Linked DNA regions of Mus musculus: region 2 is linked to region 1. The links are chromatin loops, found by intact Hi-C in ENCODE. Cell type or tissue: heart. All regions are shown on one strand. Links, peaks and the distances in the headings refer to the core of each region. The heading gives the core; the rest is flanking DNA. Region 1 holds the start of Dlx4 (distal-less homeobox 4). Region 2 overlaps Gm11515 (a long non-coding RNA gene).

The links. Hi-C counts contacts between places; a loop is a spot of excess contacts. Peaks named below come from ENCODE experiments on the same cell type or tissue, not always from the same donor. Only the 100,000 strongest peaks of a DNase experiment are listed, where the experiment ranks them.
Region 2: it touches region 1 in a loop (1.9-fold over the local background); 2 of 42 quality-filtered maps call a loop at or near these places.

The regions. Positions count from the first base shown.
Region 1 is chr11:95,138,617-95,146,940 of GRCm38, forward strand. Dlx4 (distal-less homeobox 4) reads right to left here and starts at 7,185. Exons shown (of 3, transcript NM_007867.4): 1 at 6,580-7,185; 2 at 3,173-3,363; 3 at 1,831-2,853. The coding sequence starts at 6,865. The coding sequence ends at 2,608. Gm38659 (a long non-coding RNA gene) reads right to left here and starts at 1,181. Exons shown (of 5, transcript XR_880160.2): 1 at 1,020-1,181; 2 at 1-306. Dlx4os (distal-less homeobox 4, opposite strand) reads left to right here and starts at 6,437. Exons shown (of 3, transcript NR_040279.1): 1 at 6,437-6,658. In heart, for the core only: no CTCF peak of the experiment used is centred there; DNase peaks (open chromatin) are centred at 4,605 and 7,685; H3K4me3 peaks cover 2,309 bases; H3K27ac peaks cover 1,115 bases; H3K27me3 peaks cover 7,920 bases.
Region 2 is chr11:95,188,184-95,196,507 of GRCm38, forward strand. All of the region lies in intron 1 of Gm11515 (a long non-coding RNA gene), which reads right to left. Among named protein-coding and RNA genes, the nearest start is that of Dlx4, 47 kb to the left of the region's middle. In heart, for the core only: no CTCF peak of the experiment used is centred there; no DNase peak of the experiment used is centred there; H3K27ac peaks cover 565 bases; H3K27me3 peaks cover 4,075 bases.

The DNA.
Region 1 (8,324 bases), core at 189-8,188:
GTATCTAGAGAGATGGAGATGAGGCATCTTTCTTGTTGGGATTCCTCCGAGTCCATCAGCACCTAGAAGTCCAAGGCAACTGGATCAGCTCCCAAGTGGAAAAGAGTGTCACATGGGAAGGGCACATGGGGGTAAGGGAAGGGGTGCCGCAGGCTCAGCTGGTCCCTGGCTGAAAGAGCAATTACGGCTTCTGCTACTTAACTTTACAACCCAGGCTGTTGTTTTAACGATGCGACTCGTGTTGGGCTGTCCAATTAATCTGCCTTTGGAGGCTTTCCGAGATGGGGCGGTAGATCTTATCTTGCTCTGTGGAAAGAGGAGTGTGTAGCCTGCATGGCAGGGAACAGCACCCCGAGGCCCTTGGCCTCAAAGAAGACCTAGAGGAGACATCTGGGGCCAGCCACCCCTAGAGCAGTGGAGCCAGGGTCCAAGGGCGGTGGGGCAGGGGGAGGGGGGAGGTTGAAAGGGAGAAAGGGGATGGGAGGGTCTCCACAGTGGGTAGGTTCACTCCACACTGCCCTATGACCTGCCATTTGCTGCCCACGGGGCCATCTTCTGTGAGTCTCTCGGGGACTGGGTGTGACCACTGACCCAGTAGTGGGACAAAGAAGGAATGTGTACAGACATCCCTAGGTGAGATCCTTCCACTGAATGCAGTACCCCTCTGTCCTCCCTATGACCCCAAACTAAGCTTCTTTTCTGGCTCGGGGTTGGCTGGAAGTGCCCTACTGGGCTTTTCAACCAAAGACTTGGTGCCCTCAGTTTAATGTGATTGGGAACAGGTTCAGGCAGTGAGAGCAAGCTAGCCTTTGAAGCCTTTTGCCTGGAACTGGAGGCCCCTCCCCAGCCCCTGGGGCCACTCTGGGCTGAATTCCCTGAACCCTGAATGCTGACCCTGTCCTCCCCCACCCCCATGCTGTATGTGTGGTGTGAGCTGCGGTCCAGGATGAATCCTGATGCTGCAGTCCTGATGCTCTGGAAGCTGACCACCCTCCTCCCCCAGCCCACACTGGACTTACAGCCTCTGGACAGTGCCCAAACGGCCTCTGTCCTGCTTTTCCTTTGCTTCTTGCCACACTGCCTCCAGTCCTCTGTTCGGCCACATGTTAGCCTAAAGCACCTGTCCTGGCCATGTTGCTAGGAGCTACCCAGCAGGAGATCCAAAGATGCCTATTAGATGGAGAGTTCCAGTTCCTTCTAGTATTCTCCTCCCCCTTACCCCTTTCTGTAGGCTAAAGCCATTCCACCTCCAGCAGGTCACTTCTTCCAGAAGGACTGCCCTAGCTCAGTCTTCTCCTGGTAGAATACCGTGGCTGTGAAGTGCCCCGGCTCCCTCTACAACTGGCCCCCAGAGGGGTCTGCTGAGGAAGACCATTCTGAATGAGCCATTCCGTGTAGGAGCATCTTCCCATTTCAGATGAAGCCACAGGCTGTTACAATGTTCCTGAGCCAGAACCCCAGAGCTAGCTGGCAGCAGAGGCATACCGAGAATCTAATGTTGGGCTGGAGAGATGGCTCAGTGGTTAAGAACACTGGCTGCTCTTCCAGAGGATCCAGGTTCGATTTCCAGCACCCACATGGCAGCTCACTACTGTCTGTAACTCCAGTTTCAGGGGGGTCCCAATATTCTCATACAGACATCCATGCAGGCAAAACATCAATGCATATAAAATGAAATAAATAAATCATTAATTTAAAAAGTGGTGTCTATGACTTCTGGTGAAGGGGAGGATATATCAGATGAGGAAGAAAAGATGAGCGGAGCAGCTAGCTCCAGAAGGGATAAATACAGGAGACGAACATGGCTAGCTAATATACTCAGGACTCTGATTCTTTTTTAATACATATATACATTTTAATAGCTTGTGATTTGAGAGCAGTTTCTTTGATCGAGGCAACAGCGAGGAGCTATGCCTGCACTGATCCTGGTAATCTGTTTGTCCCATTTCTCCTTCTGGGCTTCCAACAATGTGTGCAGGTGAACTTGTTAGGTGTTAAGGATGGAGAGTCGTGGGCCTAGGCTCTTAATACATACTGTTGAATTATATGGACGATTAAGCCCATGGCTATCAATTCAAAATGGGTAGATATGGCGCTAGAGAGCCGTTTAAAGCGGAGAAGCACAAGCTGCCCACAGGTCCACAAGTTTTGCTTTGGAGCTGGGGCCTTTTACATGTTAAACACTCACTCTACCACTGGGCCACCACCAGTAATTAGTAAATGAAAGTCGGAGACTCTATGGTGGCCAACAACACAGACCCTGTGTCCACTTCTGGTTTTGTTCCTGGAAGGGCTGTCTGGGCCCCCATGGTGCAGGCCAGGAATAATATTTGTTTTCTTCCTGGTTTGGATCCTAGGGCTGTGCTTGGGGCTGCAGTCATTTGAAGGAGAGGGAGTGGCAAGATTGTGGCCGTCCAAAGCCCCTGATCTAACTCTCTGCTTTGGAGAGCCAGGCTTCCACACCATTCTTTCCCTTTTTCTCCTTCGGTGTCTTGTCTTCTGAGAAAATCCATCTGGAGCTGGTTTCCTCTCCTCCCAGAAGGGGAGCAGGTGCTCGGGTCCTGGGCTTGACAGGAGGGCTGAAGTCTGACCAGCCTCCCTCCAGACTCACATCATCTGAGGCAGTGCCAGCACATCTGGGGAGCGATGCTGATACCAGGCACCAAAGTGGCTGTTGTCATAGCCACTGGAAGGCAGGGTGTCTGCCTTGGGTAGACCCCAGATGAATGGTAGGGCTGGAGAGTGGGGAGACAGGGAGGGGGGTCTCCCAGAGAAGTCCTCTTCCGGCTCCCCAGAGCTCTGTTTCAGGAGCTTCTTATATTTGGAGCGTTTGTTCTGAAACCAGATCTTTACCTTTGAGAGGAAAAGAGGACGGATTAGGAGTGTCTATGAAAGGTGTGGGAAGGGACCTGGCCACAGAGAGTGAGTCCTGGGAACCTTTGCTCCAGCTCTTCAGTTCTGGAATCCCCCAGTCTCAGCTTCCTGTCTGGGCACACTCCTCTTCTTGAGTCTCATTCTCCTCTAACATGTACCCCCCAACTCATGCTGTGGACCAGCTATGGGCACTGCTTATCCAAGAGCCGTGTCAGCAAAATTGTGGGACTCCTTTGTGGGTTCTCAGAGGGCAGAGAATGGGAAGTTTTGCCTTGAGCAGGGACAGGACTGGCCCTACCTGGGTTTGGGTGAGTCCGAGTTGTGCTGCCAGCTGAGCTCTCTCGGGCAGGGCCAGGTATTGGGTGTGCTGGAAACGCTGGTTCAGGTGTTGGAGCTGCAGGCTAGAGTAGATGGTTCTGGGCTTGCGCAGCTTCCTGGTCAGGGACTGCTGCTGGGAGGGCACCAGAGACAGTGCCAGCTTCTCTGATTCTGGGAGGCAGAAGAACACTAAGCTGTAAGCATGCAAAGGGACCAGGTGAGTCGGGCATTTCTTAATAAGCTCATCGCATCCCACACCATGGGCAATCAGCAAAAACAACAGCAGCCTTCACTATCAACCTGAGTCTCGGTGTGTGTGTGCAGTGGAACAAGCCTTGCCTATCCCTGCCATTTCAACACCAGCAACAGTCAATACAAGCTTCAGCTCTTGAGTTCTTGTCCTGCTGAAGCTACCACTATAGGACCTAAGAACACAAATCGCCAAGGGCCAGGGTAAGGGTGCCCAGGCTCCTGCAGGGTGGCAGGGTGCTGGTATGTTGGTTGGTGGACCTGCTTAGAATAGAACAGGGCAAAAGACTCGTGGAGAGCTGAGCTAAGGTCTGGAGATGAGCAGAGCAGTGTATCAAAGACTCAAGAAACCTAAGAGTAATACTCAAAGTTTCAGGGATCTAGAAACAAGATGTATTTCCTGCGGGCCCCAGCGCGGTTGCTTCAGAAGGAAAGTGATTCAGGTCCGGAAAGCTTAATGTTCCGCCAGCAATACGGGTTGTTATATTGTCATCGCTGGGCTGTAGGCTGTAGCAAAAGGTCTGGTGTCCCCCACAGGCCCCCAACTCCCACTATTATAGGAAGCGGCTTCAGGTTGGCGTCAAGATTGAGGGCATGGGTTTCCATTCTTGAAACCGGGGCCCCGACCTGGACCACTTTATGGGATACTGAGACTGTGCAAGGGGATGAGAAATGGGAAGAGGCAAAATGCCTGCCCGGGATGACAAAATGTTGGGGTGACAGCTGCCTCTTTCCGTGCAGGTCTACTATGAGGACCCCAGAATAGAGCGGGTGAGATGTCCCTGCCTGTATCCTGGCAGCAGTAGCAGCTTCTGTCCTTCAGCTCCCCATCCATTCTTAGCTGGGTTCACCCAACAGATGTTAGGGTCTCTGCTCGTGGGCCGCAGTCACCACTGCCTTCACCTCCCCCACATCCCTCACCGGTGGCCTTGGGGGCTGTGGTCCTCAAATCCTGTCCCCTGGATTCCAACCTCAGCCAATTCCCAGAAAAACCATTGGGTTTCCGCTCCCGCTCCCGCTCCCGCCCGCGCTCCCGCCCGCGCCTGTCTTGTCTCTCCTACTCCGACTTCTACTGCTCACCCGGGGCCGGCAGCCAAGCGACAACCCATGCCTTCTTGGCTGCCTGGACCGCGCAGTTCGGGTAATAGCGAGCAGAGCGCGAAGGAAGACAGCCTGGACTGCTGAACTCGCAGAGCAGATCACCTTCCAGGTGCCTTCCGGAACAGCTGCCTTTTTCCACACTAGTTTTGGCAAGTCACAACTGGATCTACCCCGGTCGGTCGCGATAACGGGTCCCCAGGGCCTCCGTGGAGGCGCGGCAGCCACACCCGCAGCCCCAAAGGGGTGTTGCTGAGGCTCTTTCTGAGCCAAATGCCTCCCTGGGACGGAGGTGCACCCGTAGTATGGGCGTAGGACACCCCAAGCCCTCTCTCGTACTCCAATCATTCATTCAAGAATGGGCGGCGGCCCGCATAATTTCAATAGCGAAATGCTACGGTATATTTTTTTTTTAAAGAATCTGTTTGTGAACATGGAGTCTCTGTTTTGTTTTATTTTATTTTATTTTTTCGTTGTATCCGGGTAAAGTACGTAATAGAAAGAATTCTTCAGTCCATTGTTCTTGGACCAAGCTAGGGAAGGCATATGGAAGACAGGTCCACCTTATTGCCAGACAGGTCTCCCAATAAGGACAGGTTCTTCCTCTCCAGTCCCAAAATGCACACTGTCTGTCCTCATGTGCACACACAGGACGGATAGCAGGTTGCCCGACTTGTCCTCAAACTCAGGACCCCCCTTGCCTTTACTTCCCCAGTGTATATTAGTATATCTAAAAAGAAGAGTCCAAGCGGTTCCTTTGTAGATCTGTATGCAAAACTCTGCCACTCAGACGGACTGTCCCTCCTCCAAGGAGACCCAGCAACCTAGCAGGCCCACCCCCACTCTGCTCCAGAAAGCTGTTAACTTTCTGGGGTCCTGAGAAGTTCCTAAAGTCCCCTTTCCTGGCTCCGTCCATTGAGGAAAGTGAACTTGCCCTGGTCCAGGAGCCTGGAAAAAAAAGTTGTGTCCTGGATCTATCTATATGCATTCCTTCTATCTCAGTTTCTCCAACCATAGAACAAGGAATGTGAGCCTCTATTCTAATGTGGTTTTGGTTGGGGGTGTATGTGTCATGAATTTATGCCAGAATGACCAGGGAAAAGGAGAGAAACATCTTGGTTTGGGGCTGATTATGTGAAGTCACATCACAGACTTGCGCATCTTCGAGGACTATGCCAAGAACAATTGGACCATTTTGATGTTCAAGGAGTCAGTGGGTCTATGGAGAGCATCCTCGTACTGCCAGCCAGGGTCTGTCAGTTGGGCTGTGCATAGGTCGGAGCTAGGAAGGCCAGCTGCTCCCCTGTCTTCACCGAAGCCTTCCAGTGGAGCTCAGATTTGCTGCAGGCAACCGAAGCTGGGTCTAATGTATCCCAAAGTTAAAGGTGGAGATGGTAAAGATGTCTTAGGCACAAGGCAGAGGAGGCCAGGGAAAGAGCTGGAGACTGGTAGACCAGCCTGTAAGTTTATTATTTGAGCAACAGTTGGTGGGGGTCTTATACCCAGATCCTGCAGGGTATAGGCACCTCCAGGAAAAGGGGGTGGGGCCCAGGAAAGGAGAAGGAACCCAGCCTAGTTGTCTACCTATCTCCAACTGGAAACTGATTTCTGTTTAGTAGTGTTTGATTTATATACTGGTTTCTGAGACCAGAACTCAAAAGGGATGATGTCGGAACGGAGTGAAGGATGAGGAGAATCACAGGGAAGGGGTTAGATCTCCACCTCTCCATCTGGATTAGGGCAAATTTCCGTTACACAGGTACTCACACAGCTCCACTGCTCCAGGGGGTGGGGTAGGGAGCCCTCCCGCCTGGCTTTTCAAAACTGCAAATCGAAACCAGGTCGAATTTAAAAAGGAGACCTAGATCAACTTGCCTCCGCTCCTCCCCCATCCTTCGCCCTCCCCCTACCGCAGATTCCTGGGTATCGGAGAGAGAAGCGTTTGAATCCCTCTAGTTGCGCGCAAGCAGAAGAACGCGAAATTTATGCAAAGACAACCCAGACCCCAGAGGTGAGGAGAGCCGCCGCGGTCACACTTACCTGCTTCGAGCTCCTGCGGGTGTTCAGCCGGCCTGTGAAAGGGCTGAGATGGCGCCACCAATTGTTGCTGGCGGGGCAGGTAGGAGTCTCCTGGGGTTGCCGGCCCAGGGTGGGAATAGGACCGGGGGTGGCCGTAGGACTGGGAGTAGGACAAATCGGGAGAAGCTGCGGTTCCCGGGGATAGTCCGAGCGGGTAAGCAGCCACTACCGACAGGGCGGGGGCGAGGTCCGGGAAGACAACGTTGGAGGCACCACGGTCAGGAAGGGGACAGGGTAAAGAGGTCATTGCGGCCGGTGCCGGGCCACAGGGCCTAGGTCATGGCCCGCACGCTGTCTACTCTTTCTGCCAGCTCCTTTCAAAGTCTCCAGCTCCAGCAAGCCACTCTTACACTTCAGATGCCTGGAAAAATGTCTCTCTGAGCCTCTTCCGGCAGAGAACTCGCACCCGGGAAAGGGTTTTTTGGGGTACCCCGTGGTTTTACCCTTCCCCATCTTTTCCTCTGGGTTCGGTTCCCGGGACCCCAGGGGTCCCCCGCCCACTTAGACACCCCGGATTGGCTATTCCTTGGTGACCTCAAGCTGAGCCCGCCCCCCACCCCTCGTGTTAGCGTGCACCGGGAAACGGGAGGGATGCGAGCTCCGGACCCCACATCCCTGCATCAACTCCGAGTTCCTGGGGAATCGGTAGAGTCAGGAAGTCTCAGTAACGATGTTCAAGGTGCTAGGAAATTGGGCCTGGGATGGCTAGGGGACGAGGGAAGCTGCGCGGTAACTAGAGACGCTTTGGAGACTCAGAACCTGTGTGCGCGTCGCGCGGGTCTGCATGGCCCCACGCTGCCAGGGCTCTGCGAGGGAGTGGAAAAAGCAGCTAGCCAGCGCCGGCCGCTTATTCAGCGCGTCGGAATGCGTAGCTGCAGAGCGATGGCAGTTTGTTGGTAAACAGACGCTGGGGCCTGGAGGGTGCCGCCTGGCGCCCAGCCTGCCCCGCACGCGCGTGGCGCGCACGCCCCCGCCGAGCGCCCAGAGCCTGGCACGCCGCGACCGCCGCCACTGCGCCTCACCACCCCCAATGCAAGCTTCCGCTTCCGGCAGGGGCCCCGGTTTAGTTGCGACACCACAGCTCCTGCAGGCCCTTGAGGCTGCTGGAGGGAATCTGCTGTCTGGGATTCGCCTGTACCGAGCCCCGCCTTTTCTGGCACTCTGCAAAATGTAGCCTCCCAGGAACTGGGGCAAAATCTGGGAGTGGGGATGAATCTAGTTTGATGGCTCCTGGGAGGGCACAGAAAATATGGCTAACTCCATTGTACTTCCAGACTGTGTTCGGGACCTGTCTCTTAGCAGGACAGGAGGCCTTAATGAACACCATGTATGCAAGCATCTGTTGCCACGTGCACAAAAATACATAGAGTCTTCATCCAACATATATTGTTACATACCAATATCCCTCTACGAAAAGAGGCTCATTTATGGACCGGCAAACACAGACTTTAAGGTGTGGTGTATATACAGCTGCATCCCCAACCATGGGCAACTCTTTGAATAAAAGCACAGGATTGAGGTGGATGAGATGGCTCAGCAGACAAGAGATGAAGAGCAATTAGGTTGCCACCAAGCCTGACCATCTGAGTTGGAGTCCCCAGGACCATATAATGGAAGAAAAAACAAACTCCCAAGAGCTAGTCTCTTGAGCTCCATATGTGGGCTCTGTTATGCATGGATCTTCACACATACGCATAACCCAAACA
Region 2 (8,324 bases), core at 137-8,136, 50 kb after region 1:
CCAGTGCAAACTGTACAACCTCAGTTCAGTCCTGGAAACCAACTCCACAAAGTTGATCTGGAGCTTCTACAACATGTGACATGCAAGCATCCACACAGCACACACACACACACACACACACACACACACACATTAAAGCCCATAGGCCAGACACAGAGGCACATGTGTGATGTCCCCCTCACAAGCAGAAGCAGGAGGGTCACGGAGTTGGAAGCAAACCTGTCATCTTCATAGAGAGTTCCAGGCCAGCAAGGGCTATCCAAGCGAGACTTTATCTAAAAAAGAAACCAACCTGAGGGTGAAGAGATGGCTCAGAGGTTAAGAGCTGCTCTGGCAGGGGACCAAAGTTCAGTTCCCAGCACCTAAGTCAAGTGACTCGCAACTGCCGTAACTCCAGCTCCAGGGGAACTATTGCCTCTGACCTCCAAGGGCACCTGCACTCATGTGCACATACCTACATGCAGAACACACACCCCATACATAGTAAAATCTTATCTTGAACAACCATATTAGGCTAAGTATAAAAATTAGAATATGGTCATGAAGAATAGATTCTTTAAATGAAATTCTGTGATCAAAGTGAAAAGGTGAAACTGATAGGGAAGAGGACAGCCCTGTTCCTGGGACATACACCTGGAAACGTTGAGGGGTGACCCTTGAATTGTTCAGGAGAGGGTGGCTGCTGTATCCCTAGTAACACACACACACACACACACACCGATAGTAAAATGAGAGTAAGAGAAAGAGCATGAGAGAGGCATAGTGGTGCACCTCTGTAATCCCAGCACTTGGGAGGTGGAGGCAGGAGAATCAGGAGTTCAAGGCCAGCCTGAGCTCAGTGAGACTTTGTGCCCAAACAACAATAATGAAAAGTAAACAAGACTAGAGAGGTATAGCTATCAAATCACGGACCGTCTGGGTAGAGAAATGAGGCCAGTCCATACTACTTCACATGTGCCGCTTTTGAAATTGTACCCAGCTAGAAATAAAAAGAAGAATGGTTGGTTGGCTCCTGGTGGCCACAGCTGTCTCTCTCCTCTTTTTCCTCCTCCTCTTCCTTCTTCCTCCTACATCACATCCCAGTACATACCTGGTTGTCATTTTCTGTGTCTTTTTTTAAAATGCATCGACCCCTGTGGTGTGGGTTATTTTCACACCACCTTCCTGCCTCTCATCTGTATCAGCATTTCCATTCACTCCATCTGTGGTCAACATTTCCATTCACTCATTCATTCATTTACTTGTTCATTCATTCATTCATTCATTCATTCATTCATCCATCACACACACACATGGGCAAGCTCTCCTCATGACTCAGGACACCCCCCTAGAGAGACACAAAGGTTCACTGACGGCCTTGGTGAGTATGAGTGGCTCTCCCCCAGTGTCCCTGACCTCAGTGGTGAGGTTGCATTTCCCTCTTCGGGTCTCTGGGTCTCTTGGTGGGGTGGACGCTGGTCCCTTGTCATGGGACTTGGACAACTTCTCCCTTTACTCTTGGAGCATGTTCGTGTGTTTCTGAAACCCCAGCCATGGCTACAACCCTAGCAGGGGCAGCAGGGCTGTGAGCCAAGCAGCTCTCTCGAGAAAGGGCCGTCTCCTCTTTCCTTGCTTTCTGACCCCTTCTGTTTCCCCCGGGGCCTGGCCATGGGCCTATCATCCTTGTCTTGTAGAGGTGACATCACCAGAACTCCCCAACAAGCACACACACACCCCAGAGAAGCAGGGACTCCTCTGCATCTCACCATCTCTCCTCTCCAACATCAAAGGCCCGGGCGGCCCTCAGTGTGTCCCTCCTCCCGGGCCCCAGGGGTAATCAGAGCCTGGAATGTGTACATTGGACCTACAAATAAATAAATAAATACTGAAAGCACGCGGAGCCTGCCTCCCGCCCCTTGCTGCCACCTAGCACCCTGGGCTGGGACCTAGGCACAGGGCCAGCTCCTGACAAGGTCGAGGGGACCGCCTGGAGCTGGAGGTGTGTGTGAAGAGTTTCGCGTGGGCTGAGGTCTGGCTTATCCTAGGCAGCATCAAAAACCCTGTGATGGGGGTGCATAGAGGAGCCCTGGGCGTGTGTATGGGGGGGGTGTCCTTCATCAGACGCCTCATCTCGCAGGCTAAGTTACCCCTTGTTCTGTACCTACCAGTCCAAAGTCAGCCCACCTGCCTCAGCAGTGGCATATTGAAGGGCCCCACGTTGGGAAAGATGGTGGACGAGGGATGGGGATTCCAGGAGGATCCCAGGTGATTCTCTTAAAGGATGGCAGTAAGTGAAGAGAGAGAGGAGAGGGAGGAGTGTGAAGAAGAAGGAGCAAAAGAAGAGGGAGAGGAAGGGGGGAAGAGGAGGAGGAGAAGGAGGACGGAGAGAAGCGAATCTCATGAAGAGCAAGAAAGAGCCCCAGGGAAGTGGCTTTCATTTCAAGTTCCAGCTTACCTGCTGTGTGACTTTGGGGCAATCACTAGGATCTCTGGTCCTTAAGCTCACTGAAGTGTCTCTTTTGATTTGCCTTTCTGAGGGGAGTAGAAAGGAATAGAGAAGAGATGCCCTTTGGAGGCCTGGGAGGGGCTGTGTTCCCACAAGCTCTCCCTCACCGAGGAACAGGGAACAACTTTTGGTATGGGCAATTCTCGATGTAGAAGCCAGGGCCTCACACAGGCTAGGCAAAGACTCTTCTAGTGAAGATGTGCCCCTTGACTTGGCATCTTGTGGGCGTCCCCCATGTGTCTTTGATCTCCTCACAGGGCCTGACACAGAGTAAGCACTAAGAACATGCCACGCACTAAGAACCACTCTTGAAATGGGAACCAAGCAATGAAGTAGACTGGACCTCTTAGTCCTTTCTGTTTCATGTATCTCACTCCATACAAAAGTATACCTACACTGGATACTGTTGCTGAGGCTCTGCCCATCTCCATCACTGGGTCTGGAGCACAGCACACACCTCAGAGAGGCAGCATGTAGCCCATCCCTTCTCCTCACTGGCTGCCACAGCCTAAGGAGCACATTCCTCATGGAGTCAGGAGCCTCACGTAAATGCCTAAACCTTCCATGTGTTACTGCCCCATTTTCCCAGATCCAGAAACTGAGGCACAGGAAGTAACTTAACAATCTACATTGAGGCCAATAGGGCTTGCTCAATATACCTTACTCTCCAAGTCCTCAGGGCTTCAAAGCCTGGGACTTCTCCAGGTTTCACTCCCTAGAAGTTTTGACTGTCTCAGGGCCTTTGTGTCCTCAGTTCTCACGGCTCCGAGTGGATGCCCGCCATTCTGCAGAGGGCACTGAGCGAGCGGCCCCAGGTGACGTAGAAGCCAAATGACGGGCACACAGAAGCCCAGAGAGAAAGCTCTATAGGCTCTGACGCCATACTTTGACCTGAGAGCTGGCATAGAGCAGTTGGGCAAAAAGTTGAGAGAGCACAGGGAAGCTCAGAGATCACCATGCAGGGGTACCCTTCTGGGAGGGATCCCCAGAGAAGTGGGGTACTGATCAGACTTTCTGCCCTGGGTGGAACTCACATAAGCATGAGTTCGGCCAGCATCCACAGAGTAGTTCTCCGTACCATGTGCCCAGCACCAAGAAAGGACGAAAGACCTTGTTTAACCTTAACAGGAGTTCAAACAAAGAATCTATGATAACTGGCCCCACTTCACAGATAAGGGGGTTAAGTCGCCTGCCCTGAGACCACCCGGCTAGTGAGTGTCCACTGCTCTGAGCAGAGCAGGGTAGGATATTTTCAGATGATGGATAGACTGATGGATGGATGGATCCCCAAACATAACTCTTGCCATATTCCTAGGTCTGGGAAGCAAGAGCAGAGAGTTAGGCTTTTCAGATTCCCAAAGGAAGGGCACCGGCCTATCTTCCTTACCCACCTTACTTATAATAAAACTGAAAGTCATAACCACGGTCTACAAGGCCCTGTGACACTGAGTTCAGACTCCTCTACGCCCACTCTTCTCTCATTCCACTCACGTCCCTGTGGACTCCTTGACATCCCTTAACCCAGCAAACCCTCCCCACCTCCGCCACCCCAGGGTCTTTGCACTTTCCACTGCCTGAGTGACCTCCCCCCAGCTCTCCACCTGCCTCTCTGCTTCTGTGACCTTCCAGGAAGGTGGACTGAGCTCCTTATCAAATACAAAACTCAGTCACTTCCTGCCCCTTCACCCACCTTAATTTTGTGCCTCGGTTGTCATAACCAACTTGTACCCTGTCTGTTGGTTTTATTGGTGGTAGCTTGGTGTGGTTATTTTTGCTTATTTCTTTTTCCTTCAAGATAGGGTTTCTCTGTGTAGCCCTGGCTGGCCTGGAACTTGATTTGTAGACCAGGCTGGCCTCAAACTCGCAGAGACCCACCTGCCTCTGCCTCCTGAGTGCTGGGACTAAAGGCTCGTCCCATCATGTCTGGCTCATATCTATTGGTTTTGATTTGCCTCCTCTACTCAAGAGCACAGACTCGGCAAAGGCAAGGAGAGCTTGATTTTGATGACCTAGCACTATGTCTTCCATACTTACAGCAGATCCTCTACAGAGTCCCTTATCAGTATGTACTTCCTGGATGGATGGATGGATGGATGGATGGATGGATGGATAGATGGATGGATGGATGGATGGATGGATGGTAGTTCTGCCTGGTCCTGAAAAGGGCAGGGTCTGCTTAGACACCCTCCATTGAGTTTATATTTTAAAGACTATTTATCCTATTTTTAACTCTGGGGGAGACAGAGAGAGTGGTTATTTGCACATGCGTGTGGGTGTCCACAGAGGTGGAGCACCAGACAGCTGTGGACTGTCCAACATGGCTCCTGGGAATCAAACTCTGGTCTCTGAAGAGCAGCAATCAGAAAGTGCTTTTTAACTACTGGGCCAGTAGTTATGCATGCCCCTCCCCAGTTGGGCTTAGCTGTGAATCAAATCCACAAGACAAAATGTCCCTTCTTCAAGACACCTTCGTCAACAAAAACCCAGGTCCTTCCAACTGACCAATTGCCTTAAGGAGTAGGGACAGCTGTGCCTTCCTCCTGAACACTCCATCTCCTTTCACAACCATCTTCCCAGAGGAGAGGAGGGGGCAGCGGAGCCCAATGGGTGCTGCCCTGGCCAGCTTGCAGCCGCCTTGTCAAGGTGGTACCCAGCCAGGAGGCAGGAGGCGGTGCCCTGGCTTATGGCATGAATGGGGCAGGAGGAGGATGAAAGGCAGCCAGTGCTCCCAGCCTAACGAACAAAGGGACCCAGCAGGTGTGAGGGGCCTGGGGGCCACGAGGGCAGAAACTGGATCTGAATCAGGAGATCAGTGTCACCTGCAGCAGGGCTAGCTTCCATTAGCCTTCTTTGGTTGTCACTCGCTCTGGGGACAAAGCTCAGGCAGGAGGTGGGAGCAGGGTCGGGAATCTTTTCTATTTCTATCTGCATCCCAGTTTCCCCTTCCAAGAAGCAACCACACAGCCGGGTTCTCATCAAGGTCAGAGCCTGGGAAGAACGTGGAAAAGATGGCCTGACGTTGCACTTTTACCCAGGAGGCTCATGAGACCTCCAGGGTACAGTGGCTTACTGAGTCACCTGATTAACCGCTGGCTGAGCCTACACCTGGCTCCAGGAGTTTTTGCTCTGGCCTCAGCTGGTAGGAAGTGATCTTTTTGTTACTTTGTTAGAGTCCTGGGTCTGGATAAATTACCCAGGCAGGCCTTGAACTCATAAGCTCAATGCCTCCTCCTGCTTCGGTCTCCCCAGTACTGGGGAGGGAGGAGGTTACAGGTGCAGGCACCATGCATAGTGGAAACTGATCTTTTCTTTAATCTGTCCTATCTCCTAGCAGGCTATCCATGAGATGGTGACCAAGAAAGCTAGGGCGGAACTGAGTCTGGACAGTGCATAAAGAGAATTGTTCATGGTTGTCTCAGGGCAGAATGCTCCCCTAGACAGGGTCCCCTAGACAGGGTCCCCTACACACGGTGCTCCCCAGGCAGGACACTGCCCAGCCAGGATCTCCCCATACATTATGCTTTCAAGGCAAGGTGCTCCTCCTAAGACAGAGTGCTCCCAGAGTAAGGTGATCACCAGCAGGGCCGGGTCTCCCAGGACAGAGTACTCCTGGGTCAGGGGTGTCACACAGGCAAAAGGAACAGGCAAGGCTGAGCCTACCCAAGGGGAGGCCAAGCTCCTAGGAGTGCTGGCATGTGGAGGGGACACCTTGCTCCCACACAACTGCCCAGGGCCACCCTGAGCCCCACCCTTGCGGCAGCTGCTTTGCCCCAAGGTGTAGAGGAACCACTGGAGGAAGCCTGGAGACGTAGGTGAAAGGGAGGGGGCTGGCCAGGTAGGAGGGGAGGGCAGGGAAAGAAGGAGAGGAGGAGGAGGAGGAGGACAAAGCAGGCCTGTGTGGTACCTGGGACATTCCCAGTCTCTGCCTTGTCCCCTCCCTGATCCTTCTGTGAAAGGGGAGGGAACAATACCCCCATTGAGGCCCATTTCCCTAGGGATAACATCTCTGTGTCCACTGGGACAGAAGCCAAGCAGGTGAGCCTGGTGGGGGGCTGAAAGCCTGCTCTCCAAGCAGTGGGGGCAAGACCTCAGAGAGGAGGCTAGGGGTCTCCAGGAGGGAGACTGGAGGAAGAGAGCCAAACTCCTTGTTTTGAGGTCAGAGCAGGGGGCATGGAGAAAGAGAGCTGTGGTGTGGGGGAAGGGGTGTCACACTCCACAGTGGGGACTGCAATCAGGTTCTGATGGAGCCCTTCTCTGTTCTGAGAAGGAAAACAAGCATGTCAGAGCCCCAGCTGCTGACCTACCAATGTCAGGAGGTGGGCCTGTCCTCTCCCTATATGACAGACATTCAGAAGGAAGACAACTGTGGCTGACTTTTGTTCAAGTTGTCCAAGGGTCTGGGGATCATAACTCAGTTGGTAGGATGCTCACCCAGCATACAAGCCAGAAGTTGGTCTCCAGCACCACATAAAGTGGATATGGCTATAAATACCTCTAACACAAGTACTCAGAAAGTGGAGACAGAGGGGACAGAAGTTGAAGGTCAACCTTGGCTATAGAGGGAGTTCAAGACTGGCCTGGCCTAGAAGCCATCTCAAAGTAGATAAAATAAAATACTGTTATGTCTGGAACAACAAGAGTTCAGGGCCTCTTTGAGACCCATCCAAAGACTCCAACACAGTGGGAAGCTTCACTGGATATTATTTTACTTGCCTGTTGGCTGTTCCATTTGAGACAGTGTCTATGTGGTTCTGGCTGGCCTCGAACTCACAGACATGGGCCAGCCTCTGCCTCCCAAGTGCTGGGATTGCAGACACTTGAGAAGCTGATACAGTGGATCTATCCCTGAACTGGGCTGGACACCTATTTAATTGGATGATCCTGGACTGGACTCAGCTTGATATATAATGCAGACTGTCCTATAGTCACCATCCTCCTGCCTCAGCCTCCTGGGTGCTGGAATTACAGGAATTCACCACCACTCCTGCCAATTTCGAAACCTTGAGGTCATACCAACACTGAAAATAGTCTAGTGATGTGAAGGAAAACTCATTCAACTTCAGCCTCAAAAGGCTGGTGGGGCAATGGGAAGGGTCACTGGGCTCAAGGGTGACAGGAACATTTTGTCACAGTGGCTTGAGCTCACAGATGGAGGTCAGGGTCGCGAGGCATTGAGATGACTTCGGAGGATTGGTGAGACTTTAGCCAACAGTGACAAGATGGACGTCCTCCAAGCTGAAGGGTGGGGTCGGCTCACCATTGACTCAATCAACTGCTGGCTTCCGTTTATTGAACAACTACTATGTTCCAGCGACTGGGTGCTGTAGACGCAAATAAGTCATGCCCCAGTCATCAACGCAGCCACCGTTCACTCTGCCAGCAGCAGCAGGAGCAACCACAGTCTCCATCAATAATGAGACAGTTTGTGTGACCAAGGATGTCACAGTTGGGCTTAAGCCAGATGGGTGACAAGGATGGATAGAGGAACTAAGATTATCAGGTATTAACATGGTGGCTCAGGGCCCACAAGCGGAGGTCAATGAAAGACAGCTGAAGAACAGGGGTGTTTTCCTGTGGGCCATGGGGAGGCATGGAGAGCTTTTGAGCAAGGGAAGAAGTCTACATTTACAACAAGGTAGCTGGGTGGTGGCACTAGGAGATGGTCCCCGCTTGTCCCTTGGGCCCATTTTGTGACAGAATAACTCCAGCCAGCTAGGGAAGGGTTCCAGAGGTCCTGCTCGAAAATGGATGTAAATGGACGAGTGGCTAGGGGCAGATGCAGAGATACACACACCAAGGCAGGATCTTAACCCTGGTCCTCCCCTCCAGGCCGTCCGTT